Linked DNA regions of Mus musculus: all the other regions are linked to region 2. A link is a contact called in ENCODE Hi-C or POLR2A ChIA-PET data. All regions are on one chromosome and are shown on one strand. The core of a region is the stretch at or near the end of the contact, and the rest is flanking DNA. Distances in the headings are between cores, read along the strand shown.

Region 1 (3,549 bases), core at 87-2,586, 190 kb after region 2:
AGTGCTGGTCAACGCCCTCTGGGAGACCGAGGTCTACATCTATGAGCACCGAGAGGAGTTCCAGAAGCTTGTCCAGCTGCTGCTGTCTCCCTGAGCTCCCGGGGCCTGCCAGCACACTGAGGGCCAAGCTGGGCCTGGCAGCTCCATGTCCATCTGACACTAGGACTCAGAGCACAAACCGGTTCCCACGAGGCACCTCTCCTGGTCCATCTGCACTTTACTACTCGAGGCTGAAAGCCCAGAGTTCCCCTCAGCCCCTTTCCCTGACTATGAAGGACAACTGACTCCATCAAGGACCCCACATATCAGAGATCAACACTACGGTGCCAGTGGTCCCAGGCTCCCTGGCCACTGCTGCTCACCCCTTCTGCCCACCCCCTGATGTCAGGGACTAGAGAAAAGGGGTTCCACCCTATCCTAGTGGAATCCAGGCTAATGGCATCCAGCGCCATTCGACTTTGCCCCTCGCACCTGCCAGCCTCTCCACCCTGCCGCCACCGCACTAGGAGCCCTCCTAGCTCCCAAAGGTCAACCCTGTGCATGTGCTCTTCTCTGGAAGGAGAGTGGGGAGGGGCTCAGGGCCACCTCAACTGTGAAATAAACGGGTTTACACTCAAGTTCATTGTACAGTGTGTGCCATTGTGTGAATGTGCTCTGTCCCCAACCCTGCTCCAGCAGACATGGCCTGATGATATAACAAGCCAATAGAGAAGCAGGGTTAGTGCCAGGTCTGTCTGACCAGGGAGATCTAGGGGGCCCCTGGAGCTGGGCAGTGAGAGACGAGGCCACACTCCTGCCCCAAGTCTGGGGGACACATGCTCACATCATCCTCACTGCCATCTGGAGCAACGACTCAGTGGTCAGGTACTTGCCCAGCATGCGTGAGGTCCTGGGTTCCGTTCCTAGCACAGGGAGGGCTGAGAGGGAGCTAGGTGGACAGGGTCCCCTTCAAGGTGTTGGGTCCCAAGCAGAGGTGAGGCCTGTCAGTGCAGACATGTCTTCCATGTGGGTTTACCTCCAGGGTGCTTTGGCTTGCTCTGGCAGGAGGCGGTGTGTTCCAGACCTGTAGGGTGGGCAGGGCCATATAGGACAGAGGACAGGACAGGGGGCTCCCAGGCGTGGGGCCTTGGGTAGGAGGCGACCTGGGAAAGCAGCTTACCTGCACTTGCCCACCAGTCCACGCCCAGAGGGTAAATAATTGAGGGGCAGGTCACAGGAGCCTGCCTGCGTCACAGGATGCCTTTCCCGCAGGGTCTGGTTACGCCCCAGATCACATCGACATCCCCCCCCCACTCCGCTGGTGAATAATTAAGCAGCCACCTCCTCCCAGCCTACAGTCCATCTGCAGGGCCTACTCTACAGCCACCTCTGCCTGCTGCCTGTCCAGAGCACTGGGCACGGGGCACACCCAGCCAGCCACTAGCCACCTGCCTCCTTGGTGCCAGCACCACCTTCCATGGCCCCCGAAATGGACCAGTTCTACAGGTCCACCATGGCCATCTACAAGGTGAGCATGGAGAAGCTGGGCTGGCTTCAGGACAGAGGGAGAGAACCCAGGCTGGGCTCAAGTGTAGGTTGGGTTTGGGGGTCCTCAGGAGTTATGTGGAAGATCCTTCCCCATGCGTGCTTCACATACCTTTACCACTATGAGGTAGAAAGTAGGCAGCCTGTTGGATAGATGAGAAGCTGAGCTGGCAGAGGTTAAACAGCTTGTTCAAGGTCACCAAGGGAAAGGAAGGTGCAGCAGGGATTGGAGTCAAGACCCAGTTCAAAGTGTGGGGGTTACTTCCACTACCCAGAGTGTCCCTCCAGCCCAGGGTGGTAACCCAGCCACATGGTAGACCCCCGGGGGTCTTTTTGAGATGGGGATAATGTCAACAGGTGAGGTCTGGACACAGGACAGCTGAGCTGTGCCCAGTGGGGAGGCGTTAGATAGGTGGGCATCATTCAACCAGTGAGACCAAGAGAACTCTGGGGTGCACCATGTCAGGGGGGACCAAGCCTTTCTGAGGCTGGCTGTGGGGGACACGTGGCTTCGAATTGGCTCCCAGAAAAATGCCACTCAGGCCTCTGTAGGAAGCAGCCAGGATTCTGGTAACCCCAAGGGTCAGGGTGGCCTCACAGGGCTAGGTGCTTCTGTCCATCTGTCCTTCTTTCCACCACCATGGCTGGCATCCCTTGCCCTCCGGTTCAGAGCATCATGGAGCAGTTTAATCCCGCCCTGGAGAATCTGGTGTACCTGGGCAACAACTACCTCCGGGCCTTCCATGGTGAGTCTACGCTGGTACTCAGCCCCTGCCCTCACTGGGGCTGCAGCCATAGCTCAGTGCTCCTTGCTTGGTACTGGGCTCACCCTCAGCTCTGGGTCCCGCAATTCACCCTTGTACCCCTCCCCACACACGCCAAGAGCCGGAGATGCCTTTCCACACAGCCTTGCCCTCACTGTGTATCGTGCCCTTAGCTTTACAAGAGTATGTGTACACATGCCTTCATGGGCACACATGCACACACGCCGTCATGAGCACACATGCACACAACACCTTCATGGGCACACAGGTACGCAGCCCTCCCTCGGGAGACACATGGAAGGCCTTCCTCGGCAGCAGCCAGGCTGGTGCCTCTTTGTTCTCTGGCAGTACTGGACATTACCCAGAGATGCTTCTCCCTACTCCATCACATCTCAGGATCCCCTCCACACAATCAGGGTAGCACAGATTGAGTACTGGGCCTAACCTTTGACCTCTCCTGCAGCTCTGTCCGAGGCGGCTGAGGTGTATTTCAGCGCCATACAGAAGATTGGGGAGCAGGCCCTACAGAGCTCCACATCGCAGATTCTGGGTGAGGTGACTGTGTCCCCCCAAGCCTCTGCCAACTGTCTTAGCTCTGGACCCTTCTCTTGGGTTTTGCTGTTTTATTTTTGTTATTCTGTTTTTCCAGACAGGGTCCCTCTCTCTGTGTAGACCAGGCTGACCTCACACACTCTGAGAGATCTGCCAGCCTCTGCCCCCAAGTGCTGGAATTAGAGGCATGGGCCACCCCCTCCCAGCTTCCCTGTGTTCTTATTGTCTCCTCAGACCTCCAGGGCTTCCTAGGACTTCCTATTATATGTTACCTTCCTAAAGCCTCCACCTCAACACAGGCCTAGTGCTGGGAGCCCCATCTCTTATGCTTGTACCCCAGCTCTTCCCTACCCCTCTCTGTAGTTGCCAAGTCCTGAGTCAGAGAGCCAGATGGGAAATCCTTGGACTTTGGTCCCCAAGCTATTCAGGAACATCCCGAGCTTGGGCTGGCTTCTGCCAGGAGGAAGGCAGGTGGAGCAGGCTCCCCCACACTAAAGGCCGCCCCTCTTGCCTCCAGGGGAGATCTTGGTTCAGATGTCAGACACCCAGCGGCACTTGAACTCAGACCTGGAGGTGGTGGTGAGTATCGGGCCCCAGGGCCAGCATCACTCAAGCAGATGGGCTGCTGTTCAAGAAAGGAGGCCCAGAGGCTGGGAGAGCAGATCAGGTGGTGAAGCGCTTGCCCTGCAAGCACCAGGGCCCGAGGTCA
Region 2 (4,025 bases), core at 761-3,260:
ACACACGAGCCAAATGAGTAAGACGGGGTGAGGGTGGGGGTAGCTGCTGGGAGATGGCTCAGTCAGCAAAGGACCTGGCAGGCAAGCAAAGGACCTGAGTTCAGATCCTACAACACATATAAAGACGTTGGCAAGTCCGTAACCCCAAAGCTGGGATGAAGCAGAAACAGTGTCCGAAGCTCAGACTGAGAGACCCTGTCTCAACAAAAACATCAAAACTAAAGCAAGAAGGCAGTTGAGGGAAAATAGCTGGTGTTGGTCTTCATATATGTGTGTGTGTGTGTGTGTGTGTGTGTGTGTGTGTGTGTGTGTGTGTGCATGTGTGCATGTGCACATGTACACACACGCACTCGCTCACACACACACAAACAGGCACACATGTACACGTGCAAACACTCATGCACACACACACACATATTCACACACACATGCAAAGACACACACAAACACACACACACACACACACCATATACCGCATGCATAAATCAATAAAAAAATCATAATTAAAACAAGATGGCTCAGCAGGTAAAAAACATCTGGTGCCATGTCTGACAATGTGAGTTTGATTCCAAGCAGATTGTATGGTGGAAGGAAAGAACTGAACCCCAAAGATTGTCTTCTGACCTGTGACACACGTGAGCACCCCAAAGGGAAATAAGTTGATTCTAGAAAAAAGACGAACAGAATGAGGGGTGCCGTCAGAACCCAGTTTCTGGAGATGGCTAAAGTGACCATCACAAGCCTGCTTTCGGATCCTCCAGAATGAAGCTAATGTGCCCTGGCCTCATCGGTCCCTACCAGCCAAGGTGGATGACGTGAGCAAACGCAGCAAGGTGGGAGGAGCGTTCAGGCAGTTCAAAGGAGGGCTAAAGACACTTGGCTGGGGGCAGGAGAGGCTTCAGAGAAGGTGATATCTGTGCTGGGCCTTAGGGAGCCAGGAGGATGTAGAATGCAGATGACATTGCACTGGGATCTTTAGGGTGAGGGGAGTTTGTCCAGAGCAGCCAGGTCTTGGGGAGGAGAGAAGAGGGAAGTGTTCCTTAGGGTGGCAGAAGTATGGATAAAGGATAATACAGGCTTTATTTGGAACTAGGGAAGTCATGCAAATATATGCAAAAATCATGCAAATGAGCCTGGCTGAATGGCCGGTAGGAAGAGGACCCAGCTGGTGATTTTGTTCCTCAAGTGTAGTCCAGAGCCACCTGTGACAAGCATCACCTGGAGAGCCCAATCCTGGTTGCCTGCCACCCCCAGACCTGCTGGGGCTGCAGCCCGTGTTTAAGGGAGCTCGCCAGGTGAGTGTTTATTTCCGCATCCATTTATTAAACATGCACATGGAAATGCATTATAATTATAACACATTAGGATCTACGCACATTACAATATATAATATAAACATTCAAACAGAAAAGCAAGCCTTCCTCCTCTGCATTCTCCGCCCCCGGGCCTCAGAGGCAACAACCAGTCCCAGTTCCAGAAGGTGTGTCCTTCTGGAAGCCGCTCTGCAGGCTCCCACGGAATCCAGCCTCTGGTCCCCGAAACCCACAGCTTCTCAGGAGTGTTAGAGCGAAGCCTCTGTGTCACTCTGAAGCCAAACTGTTACTCATTTGTGTCTTTGACCATTCATTCAGAATTTCTCAGGGGCTTGCGGACTGGCACACTTTTCTTGGGCAAGAAAGCTAGGGGTCCTGTTCCCGGGGAGTCCAGGTGGAGAGGGAGCCAAGTGAATACTTGCATAGGTAATGCCTGCTGATGGTTATAGCCCTGCAGCCCAGGTGCCCCAGCTCGGCTCGGCTGGGCTCGGCTGGGCTCGGCTCGGCTCAGCTCGGTTCGGTTCGGTTCGGTTCGGCTGGGCTAGGCTCTCACTCCACCTCCGGGAGTGTGGAGGTTTGAATGAGATGTCTCTTGTGGTCTCCAGCATTTGATACTTAGTTTCCAGTCGGTGCTGCTGTTAGGGGAGGCTTAGGAGGCGTGGCCATGTCAGAGGACGTCCTACATCACTTCCTGACTTTGAGAGTTTAAAAGACCCGCTACAGTGCCTAGTTTGCTCTCTGCTTGTTCAAGATGTGAGCGCCTAGCTTTCTGCTCCAGCCATGATGCCTGCCTGCTGCTGAGGTCCCACAGGTGACGGTGATGGTCTTTTCTCCTGCTGGACTCCTGGGCCCAGATACACCCTTCCTTCTCTAAGGTGTCTTTGGTCTCAGTCATGGTGTTTTATCGCAGCAAAAGAAGCAGAATTAATAAGATGGATAGTATCCCTATCTCCCGGGTCAGTTCTGCTGCGGGGCAAGATCTGCAGTCCACTACTGCAGAGTAGACTCTGCCGTCAGTCAATGCTCATTTCCTTCTTCAAGAGAAACAAGCCTTGGCTTCGGGCAGCGGCCATGGGGGTAGGGTGGGGTGGTGAGTTTGGCTCCAGTCAAAATGGAAAGAGAGAGGGAAGTTTCCTGACCATATGCCACTGAGTCGGGGATTCCCATGCTTTAAAGAGTCTAATCTGGGGCCTGGAGTGATGGCTCAGCAGTTAAGAGCACTGACTGCTGCTCTTCCAGAGGTTCTGAGTTCAAATCCCAGCAACCATATGGTGGCTCACAACCATCTGTAATGGAATCTGATGCCCTCTTCTGGTGTGCCTGAAGACAACTACAGTGTACTCATATAAATAAAAATAAATAAATCTCGGAGGAGGAGGAGGAGGAGGAGGAGGAGGAGGAGGAGGAGAAGGAGGAGGAGGAGGAGAAGGAGAAGGAGAAGGAGAAGGAGAAGGAGAAGGAGAAGGAGAAGGAGAAGGAGAAGGAGAAGGAGAAGGAGAAGGAGAAGGAGAAGGAGAAGGAGAAGGAGAAGGAGAAGAAGAAGAAGTGCTTATGCTGGGGACAGCTCTGTTCCCAAGACCCCTTCAGGTCTCTCATAACCACCCATAACTCCAATCCGACGCCCTCTTGTGGCCTCCGAGAGTATTTGCTTTCACGTGCACATATATACGATTAAAAACAAATAACTCTTTCAATAAAAGTCTAATTTTCCTGAACCAGGGCAAGACTACAGCTTGGTTTATAGAGTGTTTGTCCAGCACACCAGAAGCCAGATGAAGCAGTGCATACTTACAGTTGCTATGCTTAGAAGGGGTACCTGGAGGCACCAAGGTTCAAGGTCATTCTCTACTATATAAAAGGTTGTGATCAGCCTTCAACACATGAAATCCTGTCTCTAGAAGCAGGGCGTGGGGAGGAGGCTGGAGAGGTGGCTGGACTTACTGTTCTTGCACAGAACAAGAGTAGAGTTTGGTTCCAAGTGCCCATGTCAGGCAGTTCACAACTGCCAGTCACTGCAGCTCCAGGATGCCTGGTGCCATCTTCTGGCCTTGTGGGTACCTGCACACATGTGTGCATAACGCATGCATACACACAGACATAAATAACATAAATAAAATATCTTTTAAAAAATAAAAGCCTACTGCCAGATGTAATGGTGTGTGTCTTCAATCTCAGGAGTCAGGGGGCAGAGGAAGAGGGAGAGGCAGAGGCAGGCAGATCTCTGTGAGTTCAAGGCCAGCCTGGTTTACATGGTGTCTTAGTTAGGGTTTTACTGCTGTGAACAGACACTATGACCAAGGCAAGTCTTATAAAGGACAACATTTAATTGGGGCTGGCTTACAGGTTCAGAGGTTCAGTCCATTATCATCAAGGTGGGAGCATGGCAGCATCCAGGCAGGCATGGCACAGGAGGAGCTGAGAGTTCTATGTCTTCATCCAAAGGCTGCTAGTGGAAGACTGACTTTCAGGCAATTAGGGTGAGGATCTTATACCCACACCCACAGTGACACACCCATTCCAACCAGGTCACACCTATTCCAACAAGGCCACACCTTCAGATGGTGCCACTCCCTGGTCCAAGGATATACAAACCATCACACATGGTAAGCTCTGGGATATCCAGGGCTATATACAGAGAGATCCTATCTCAAAAAAAAAAAAAAAGGAAATTAAGTAATTAGTTAATTATTTAAAACTCCACCATAAAAATTC
Region 3 (3,600 bases), core at 102-2,601, 140 kb after region 2:
ATTTATTTATTTATTTATTTATTTATTTATTTATTTATCTATTTACCTATCTATCTATCTATCTATCTATTTATTTATTTATTTATGGTATGAGTGCTCTGTGTGCATGTATGCCTGCATGCCAGGAGAGGGCACTAGATCCCATTACAGATGGTTGAGAGCTACCATGTGGTTGCTGGAATTGAACTCAGGACCTCTGGAAGAACAGCCAGTGGTCTTAACCGAGGAACCATCTCACCAGCCCCCGCGTTATTCACTTTAATTCCATCTATTGGAATTCCATGATAGTTAGGCATGAGGTCTGAGTCTTCTCAGTGACAATCACCTATTCCCAGACGCAACCGCAGCTACTTCTCAGCCTCACAGAGGTCATTCAAGTAAAATCCTACTAAAAGTGCTAAGATTCCTCCAGACATCCATTCATTTATTTATTGAGAGACAGAGTGCCAGGTTGGGATTCAACTGAACTAGTTGTGGCTGGGTTTGAACTCCTGATCCAGCATCCAAATGTTGAGATTGTACGTGTGCAATAACCACACCCAGAATTGCCTGGCATCTTGAGGTAGAGTTGGTAGGCAACAAATACAGTTTTATCACTTGCCACTAGGCTTGTTCGGGGGCTGGTTAGATACCTCAGTAGGAAAAGTGCTTGTGAAGTTGTCACAATGATCTGAGTTCGATACCCAGCACCCACGGAAAAAGGTAAATGTTTTAAACTTCAAAGCTGGGAAAGAGGAAACAAGAAGCCTCCTGGAGTTCCATAGCCAGCTAGGCTAACCCAGTGGGGGAGCTCCAGATTCAGTGGGAGACCCTATCTCAAAAAAAAAAAAAAAAAAAAAAAAAAAAAAAAAAAGCTTGTGGCACACACCAGGCAATCTGAGTTCATAGCCAGCTTGGTCTACAGAAACCCTATGTTGGCCACCACCCACCACACATATGCGCGCGCGTATTACCTCCCTCCCCACCTGAAAGTTTTTTTTATTTTGTCTTATTTCAACCTAACCGTTAATTCCATATTTTTATTTGCAATTTGGTTTGGGAGAACCTGGCAACATCAAAGCAGGCTCTTCCCGGTTATATCCTGTGGCTTTATTGATTTTCTTTCTTATTATCTTCATGTGTTGCCAGAAACAGAAAAGTTCAGAGTCCGAGCCACCCTGGATTCCTTGAGGTCGAAGGGAGCCGGGAACAGCCTCCTGCCCTTTATCAACACGTCAGCCAAACTGCCCTCACGAGAAACTTCCGCCCGCCCGAGGCATGGCCCCCATCAGCCACGCAGAATTGGCTTCAGTCAGAAGCCCGACCGCCCCCTGGCAACAGAAGCGGCTTCCATTGGGCAGTTATAGAAGATGGCGGCGCCTGACCGCGTGCGAGGTCCACGCTTGGGGTCGGGGCCACAGCCTGCCTGCGGCATGGGCTCGGTGGATTGGTGGAGAGCCGTAGTGTCGTCACGTGGGCGGGGCGCGTCAGTTTGCGGAAGTAGGAGGGCTGAGAAGTGCTGAGTAAGCCGAGGTGAGTGACGGCGCGGCGGGGGCGGGGCCTGACGGCCCTTTCCCAAACCTCCTGGTGCCCCTGTCTTGAATGTCGTCACCTGGACCCTGCTTAGGACCGGCCTCGTGTCTGCGACTCTGAGGCATGTCCTCCGTTAACTCCTATCTGGCCTCCTTGAGTGCTCCCGGCTTCTGTCCTTTCATCCCCTGGCGTCCCCAACTCCCATCCGGTGACCGCATTCTTCTCCGTTGCCGCCCTCAGTTTCCCAACTTCCAAAATCAACCCTTCTCCCAATTCATTGCCCGACTTTCACCCTGGACTGTCCACTGTCCCCAGCTCCTCTCTCTGCGCTTCTGAGTGCTCCTGGTTTTCTGCCTCATTGCCCGATTTCCCCCACGCCACCTGCTTCCTGCGTCCGTCCCTTTGTGCCCAACCCCTGAGCCCCCATTTCTAACTCCCTGCTTATCTTCTCTTGTGCCTCCGGTTTCCATTTGCTCCCCCGTGTGTTTTTCCCAGTTCTCTAGCCTCCAATCCTGGGTTCACCTCCAGCTCCCTCCGATGACCTGGAAGCTGGCGACTAGGAGCCTGTGACCCAGGTGACTGTGACTAGGGATTTGGGTGTGAGTGCGACTGGGAGGGCACAAGGGTTTATGGATCTCTGCCTGTATTTTTAATGGGCAGTTCACATGATCGCAAACAAATACCAATCCTTCCTCTAAAGTTCCCCCACCTGCCCTCTTGCCAGCCCGACAGGATTGGGCAGGTTTGGTTTGGCCTCGTTGAAGCTCCACCCTTAGACTAGTGCAGTGTTTTGTTCTGGTCTCTGCCTTCACGTGGTTCTGGAGCTTGGAGGCCATGCTCTGTTCTTGTCTGTTTTCTCACTGTGCCAGATAGGACTGAATTTTCTGCCCACATTAGTGACTGCCACGAGGCTCAGTATTTGAATGAGAAGATGTAGAAGACAAGGCTTGGTGACCAGTGTGGCCCTGTACAAGCTCCCTGCTTTGCTGTTGTTTCATAGGCAGGATGGAAAGGGCTGGGGGATAGGGAGAGAGAGGACCAAAGGGAGAGCATTCCCCTTTGTTCATGTTTTCAGTGTTTATTAATCACCCTGACAACCAGGCGCTTTTATTTCTGTTACCTTTATTCTCTGCTCCCTTTCCACTGAGCAAATATTGATGTAGCTAGCGCCCGCCCGCTGTTCCTGCTTAGCCTGGGGAAGGGAGGCCAGTGACCTCCTTTGCCAGGGTCATGCTAATACCTTTGGGGCTAGGTTTTCACTGTAGAGAGTCCCCAGTTTATTTATTTTTTTAAATTATTTTTATTTTATACATATGAATGTTTTTCCCGGATCTATGTAAGTACACTCCATGCATGCTGAATTCACTCGGATCTGGAATTAAAGGACTTGTGGGGGCTGGAGAGATGGCTCAGCAGTTAAGAGCATTGACTGCTCTTCCATAGGTCCTGAGTTCAATTCCCAGCAACCACATGGTGGCTCACAACCATCTGTAATGGAATTTGATGTCCTCTTCTGGTGCGTCTGAAGTCGGTGACAGTGTACTCACATACATAAAATAAAAAATAAATCTTTTTTTTTTTTAAAGAAGGTGTGGGTTGCCGTGTAGGTACTGGAAGCTGAGCCCGAGTCCTCTTCAGGAGTATCAAGTGCTCTTAACTTCCTGGAATCTCTCCAGCTTTGAGGGCAGTGGCAGTGACCCGCCCCAGGCAGCTATGCCCAAGGGACCATGGCAGACACTGTTCAGTGTGGCGTGTTGCTGAATCCAATTGCTCATGGGGCAGATGCCTTTCCTCCTGCACCCTGTAGGAAGTCAGGGGACCTGTGCCCTACAGTGTGACACCAGCCATGAGACTGCCATGAGACTGTCATGTTGTCTAAGGGCTCCTTCTGTTGGCTTACAGCATTTCCCCTCCCTAGGGGTTGCTTGTCTTGTTAAATGTAATTATGGTGGCATGCTTAAGAGGGATTTCCAAGGCATCCAATAGAATGATATAACTAAGAATATCCTGGAAGGAATTGCCTCCTGAGCACTGAGTTTACGTGTGTGTGTGTGTGTGTGTGTGTGTGTGTGTGTGTGTGTGTGTGTG

What was found. Hi-C counts contacts between places; a loop is a spot of excess contacts on that map. ChIA-PET counts read pairs that join two places held with the same protein, here RNA polymerase II (POLR2A).
Region 1: a map of heart shows a loop between it and region 2 (2.8-fold over the local background). The contact joins the promoter of Baiap2l2 here to the enhancer-like site in region 2. A Hi-C loop is called at or near these places in 4 of 37 maps with a recorded cell type or tissue (CH12.LX, gastrocnemius and heart). POLR2A ChIA-PET finds 5 or more read pairs at or near these places in 1 of 5 experiments (Patski).
Region 3: a map of adrenal gland shows a loop between it and region 2 (2.3-fold over the local background). The contact joins the promoter of Pla2g6 here to the enhancer-like site in region 2. A Hi-C loop is called at or near these places in 2 of 37 maps with a recorded cell type or tissue (adrenal gland and heart). POLR2A ChIA-PET finds 5 or more read pairs at or near these places in 2 of 5 experiments (Patski and embryonic stem cell).

Annotation. Positions count from the first base shown.
Region 1 is chr15:79,283,296-79,286,844 of GRCm38, reverse strand. Baiap2l2 (BAI1-associated protein 2-like 2) reads left to right here and starts at 1,336. Exons shown (of 14, transcript NM_177580.3): 1 at 1,336-1,507; 2 at 2,195-2,270; 3 at 2,752-2,838; 4 at 3,358-3,419. The coding sequence starts at 1,457. It overlaps Pla2g6 (phospholipase A2, group VI), which reads left to right. Exons shown (of 17, transcript NM_001199023.1): 17 at 1-617. The coding sequence ends at 94.
Region 2 is chr15:79,468,713-79,472,737 of GRCm38, reverse strand. No RefSeq gene overlaps it. Among named protein-coding and RNA genes, the nearest start is that of Gm41359, 4.9 kb to the right of the region's middle. Within about 2 kb of position 2,010, at least 1 of the 3 ENCODE cell types and tissues checked has a DNase peak (open chromatin) inside an H3K27ac peak, as active enhancers do; it is heart, where a contact is called at or near this core.
Region 3 is chr15:79,326,122-79,329,721 of GRCm38, reverse strand. Pla2g6 (phospholipase A2, group VI) reads left to right here and starts at 1,351. Exons shown (of 17, transcript NM_001199023.1): 1 at 1,351-2,087.